2 separate regions of the Homo sapiens genome follow, and region 2 is linked to region 1. A link is an interaction called in ENCODE POLR2A ChIA-PET data of the cell type or tissue named here. Cell type or tissue: OCI-LY7. All regions are shown on one strand.

Region 1 (2,500 bases):
CACCACAGTGCTGAAAGGGACGAGCTGGGCGCTCCACCCCAGCTTCTGCTGTCCCCACAGCTCTCCTTTGGTGTCTCTCTCCATTGGCCTTCCCAGCCTCCCATAGCAGGCACCACCCCACCTACCTGTTCCCACACCCTACCTTGCCGCCACTCTACCCTGAAACCTTTCCTCCTTCTCCTCAGACGCTGAAAATAACTTCCTGCTTCCTCCCGGAACCAGAGCACTTTAGCCTTCTCTGCTTGTCCCGTTCCAACTTCCACACACACACCTGAAACCACAGCTCATAACGTCTTATTCTCCAGAGAGTTTGCCTATCACCCTCCCCAAAGCCAGTACTCATCTTTTTTCCCCCCAAGACAGAATTCTTTTTGTATTTACATATTTCTGCTAGTTTCATGTTTATCTTTCTTCTCTTTCTCAAGTTCCTTGCAGTTAGTGGCTGTGTCCTTTATAGGCATTTGAACCTATTATTGGGCAGATGATGACTAGGACATGCATAAAAATATGTTGCAGGGAAAGGACCCCCTTCTTGCTCAGGCTGGCTGCCCTGGTGCTGACAGGCCCTCAGAGGCCTCTCTGCCATTCTTTGCAGTGAAAACTAGAATGAAAAATTCAGTCTCCCCAGAGCATTGATTCAAAATTGTTCCTCCTTCCAGAACCAACTGCCGAAGGGTGTGAGGAGCGGGGGTGGGGGTAATTCTCTCTCACCACTCCCTTCACTTTTACTTCAATTCTGTAGGATCTACTCTGTCTCTGTTAAGTACAAGACAGGGGAATAGACTCCAAGACATCATTACAATTTAGAAAAGGAGATAAGTACCAAAATCGTTGTTCTAATGGAAGGCAGAACATGATCAACATCTCAAAAGAGGCCTAAAGCAAGTTTCAGGGCCTCTAGGGGTAGTTGGGGGAAATCCAGGAAGAGGTCAAGAAGTGGCCTTTTAGTTAATGAATAAACAAGGCCAGAGGGGAGAGCATCTCAATCTGTTCTGACTGGAAAAGGGGTCTGGGGGATCCTAGGTTTCTGTTAGACTGTATCCAGGAGAAGGCCAGGCATGGTGGCTCATGCCTGTAATCCCAGCACTTTGGGAAGCTGAGGTGGGCAGATCACCTGAGGACGGGAGTTCGAGACCAGCCTGGGCAACATGGTGAAACCCCGTCTCTACTAAAAATACAAAAATTAGCCAGGTGTGATGACACATGCCTATAATCCCAGCTACTCGGGAGGCTGAGGCAGGAGAATCATTTGAACTCAGGGGGTGGAGGTTGCAGTGAGCTGAGATTGCACTACTGCACTCCAGCCTGGGTGACAGAAACTCTGTCTTAAGAGAAGAAAAAAAAAAAAAAAAGGAAAGTATCCAGGAGACGTGGGCCAAAAAGCTAGTCTGACTGTCTGCTTTCCCTGTCTTGCTGGCCCTAAGAGAGTGCAGAGGCATCTGCTGAAACAAAGCATCACATTTCAACTGTGCTGTGTCCAAGCTGATTGGTCACATCCCCAGGCTCGTCTGTGCCTAACGCATGCATCCCCAGTGAATGTACAGCAAAGGCCTCAAGGGAAGAAGATACAAGCCTTGATATGTAATTACACGGGGATATTCAAATAATCTTCAGCTTAAGTTCCTCTCATTCACTTCAAACCCAGGAGGGGGAGTCCTACTCCTCTATATTCCCAGGGAAAGAGGTAATTTCCTAGGGACCCTCAGCAACCCATTGTCTTATGTCAGGAGGTTTGTCCTTGGGTCTACATAATTATAAGAAACTTCTAGGTTCCCGCTTCACACACTTTGTGAGAAAGGTCTAAATGCTTTCTTGATCTAGAAGTTCAGGAAGTTGAGTTACGCAGGGATGAAGGCCAGACAAGGGTAAACAGTGGAACCAAAACTTGAGGGCTTTTTTTTTTTTTTTTTTTGAGACAGGGTCTCTCTCTGTCACCCAGGCTGGAGTGCAGTGGTGCGATCTCAGCTCACTGCAGCCCTGACCTCCTGGGCTCAAGCGATCCTCCCCACTCAGCCTCCTAAGTAGCTGGGACTACTGGCATGTGCTACCATGCCTGGCTCATTTTTGTATTTTTTGTAGAGGTGGGGTTTCGACACATTGCCCAGGCTGGTCTTGAACTCCTGGGTTCAAACGATCCTCCCGCCTTGGCCTCTGTAAGTGCTGGGATTAAGGGCATAAGTCACTGTGCCTGTCTGAGGGACCTTCTAAAACTTGCGCTCTCTCACAGGTTTTGAAACACATTGGAAACCAAATCCCTCGCTAAATTCATCTCCTAGAAAAGTATAGAAAACAGGACTGGACTTGTGAGCTTTGTAACTGTAACATTACTGCTAACTTGTCCCAATCAGGGCGTGAGGGTCAAGCAGATACAGCATCTCACCTAGGCTAGGTACCTAGGAAGGGAGACAGTGCTGGTTAAGGCAGGGCTGAGTTGTGAAGGAGGTGAGGCCTACAGCCACTCCCTTTCCTTCTTTCTGCCCTAATTCCCGCTGTTCCACTA
Region 2 (2,500 bases), 1.3 Mb after region 1:
AGTTTAATACATGAGCACAAGGACGTGCAGCTCCACTCCCATCTCTCAGAGTCTCGGTTTCCCACCTCGCCCATGCAGAAGGCTCCGGTAACCCACATAGCAGTTGGCCTTTTGGCTTATAGCCTTCTGTGGAAAAGACTTGAACATTTTCTTCTATCTTATGGAAAGCGAGGATCAGGTTATCGCTTTGGCAAGCAGAGGGAACAACCGGGACAGGAGGGTGTGGCCACATGGAGTGCTGGTCTGACACCGAGGAGCTTTGCCTGGCCAGGTTCAAAAAAGCCTCCACCATGAATGAAAATGGCTCTGCAGGGAAAAGGCATGCTCTCTGCTCCTGGGTTGTACCAAAGCGGCTCTCAGCCCTGAGCTGCTTATCTCTCCCTCCCACTCTGTGAGGGAGGCCATATCAGTAAGGAGGAAGCAAGGCAGGGAGAATTGACTCATTTCGGATCCTCCTCTGAACTGGGGACAGAAGTCAAATTAGGCTTTGTCAACTCAGGCTTTGTCGACTCAGGCCCGAGGTCCGATAATTTTAAGATTGGGTATCTATTAAGATAAAAAAGAAAACTTATGGCTAAAGATAACCCTGGCATAAACATAGGTAATTAATTATAATCTGCTTTTTTCCCATACTCACTGATTAATTTGATTGTCTGTTTCCTGGGGCTTAGAGCTAATTACAGGAGTCTTTTGTACCTAAACATTGCAGTGTTCCTCTCCCCATTACCACGGAAGGCACTGAACACAGGAGTTCCTGGGCAGTTCATGAGCTGGTTATGGAAGAGGGTCAATTAATTAGGACGGAAGGAATCCATCCCGATTTAGGCATAAGCATTAACACGTGTTGGCCTAACAGGAATCAAGGCTGACTGTATTCAGGGGCAGCATTTGAGTGTGGCAATAAGAATGAACTATGAGGAAAATTCTCAAGAGCTTTTGGCCTTGACAACCATGGAGAGTTACCTAGAGCTGAATTGAGTCCTCTTTGTAGTCCAGAAATGTGAAACTGACTACATCTCGATAATTAGAGCCAGTAACTGGATTCTTACCCTTGCACATTTGTAAGCTGAAGCTTAATACTGCCTCTTTCTTTAAGCCTCAGCTTCCTGGTCTTTAAAATTTGCCTTCAAGGCCTGCCCTGAGGATTAAATAAAATATTGCTACATGAGCAAATGTGCCTAGTACAGTGCAAGATACACAGTCCTTCTTACACTGCCTTTTTTTCCTGCCTCATCCCCTCTACACCCCATTTATTTCCAGTGTCTGGTTCCTAAATGTCAGGGAAGGGGCCATTTCTGCCTCTTTCACATTACTGATGGTTCTAGCTTCTATCAAAGGCTGTGGTGCCCCAGTGTGGAGGGCTGTGGTAGGCCCTAGGGGCAGCCACTGTGGAGGAAGTCAAAGGAGGAAGTTAGACCTCAGGCAAGGAGGGCTAAGCTGTGAACAGGAACAACCCATCTCCCCTGCCATGACCATACTGCAGAGCCAAAGGCAAGCTGAGTGGTCATCTCTTAGGCTGCTCCCTATGAAGGGGGTCCTCAAGCCTCTCAGCAAATTAACACTGGACCAAAGAGGTTGCACTCGATCCAGTGGAAATTAAGAAGCACAGTCTAAGCAAAAAAGACAGAGACTCAGCATGGTAATGTGCCAAGAGCACAATTTGGGGAGTTAGGAGACCTGGCTTCCTGTCCCCATCAAATCACTTGCCTCCGCGGGTCTTAGTTCCTCATCTGTAACGTGAGAGGATTGAAGTAAGTGATCTTAGTCTCCAAGGCCTGAAATTCTGTGAGCATCGTATCCTAAATATCGTATCTTAATATATATACTATTATTCGATCTAAAATCAGAACCTAAGTATCTTTGCCTACACGCACATGCACTTACTGTCACACCAAGGGATGTCCCGATGCAGTACTGGGCATGTTACTGTAGATATTATGGACTCAACATTTGTGTTCCCCCCAAATTCATATGCTGAAATCCTTACCTCCAAGGTGATGATATCAGGAGGTTGAGTCCTCATGAACGGGATAGTCCCCTTGTGAAAGAAACCCCAGAGAGCTCTCTCCCCTTCTTTTCACTGTGTGAGGCTATAAGAAGTTGGCAGTCTGCATCCTGGAAGGGGCCCCTCCCCAGAGCTCAGTCATGCTGGCACCCTGAGCTTGGTCCGATAGCCTCCAGAACAGTGAGAAATACATTTCTATTGTCCATGAGCCACCCCAGTCTATGGCACTTTGTCGTAGAAGCACAAATGAATGAAGACAGCATATACCTGATACATCTAGATATTTCATGCTGTGTTGTGTTAAACAAATGGGCTGTATATTCTCAATCCATAGTATACAATTAATAATCACCTTTCAGTCCCTGTTTTCCTCCCTCCTAAGGCATTGAGGGAGGAGGGCTCAGGAGGGGTAAGAGTTCTGAGTGCTCAGAAGCCCAATGGGAAGACAAGACCTTCTTTTCCCTTTTTTTTTTTTTTTTTTTTTTTGAGACAGAG

The links. ChIA-PET counts read pairs that join two places held together with the same protein. Peaks named below come from ENCODE experiments on the same cell type or tissue, not always from the same donor. Only the 100,000 strongest peaks of a DNase experiment are listed, where the experiment ranks them.
Region 2: POLR2A ChIA-PET joins it to region 1 with 6 read pairs; 1 of 35 experiments calls an interaction of 5 or more read pairs at or near these places.

What each region holds. Positions count from the first base shown.
Region 1 is chr11:121,445,419-121,447,918 of GRCh38, forward strand. The region is part of intron 2 of SORL1-AS1 (SORL1 antisense RNA 1); the gene reads right to left. Among named protein-coding and RNA genes, the nearest start is that of SORL1, 5.6 kb to the right of the region's middle. RefSeq lists an enhancer at 1,086-1,215. In OCI-LY7, CTCF peaks have their summits at 1,629 and 1,837; DNase peaks (open chromatin) are centred at 283, 513 and 1,523; H3K4me3 peaks cover 1,720 bases; H3K27ac peaks cover 2,500 bases.
Region 2 is chr11:122,755,242-122,757,741 of GRCh38, forward strand. All of the region lies in intron 1 of UBASH3B (ubiquitin associated and SH3 domain containing B), which reads left to right. Among named protein-coding and RNA genes, the nearest start is that of CRTAM, 82 kb to the right of the region's middle. RefSeq lists a silencer at 28-181. In OCI-LY7, CTCF peaks have their summits at 1,344 and 1,544; a DNase peak (open chromatin) is centred at 1,380; H3K4me3 peaks cover 892 bases; H3K27ac peaks cover 2,158 bases.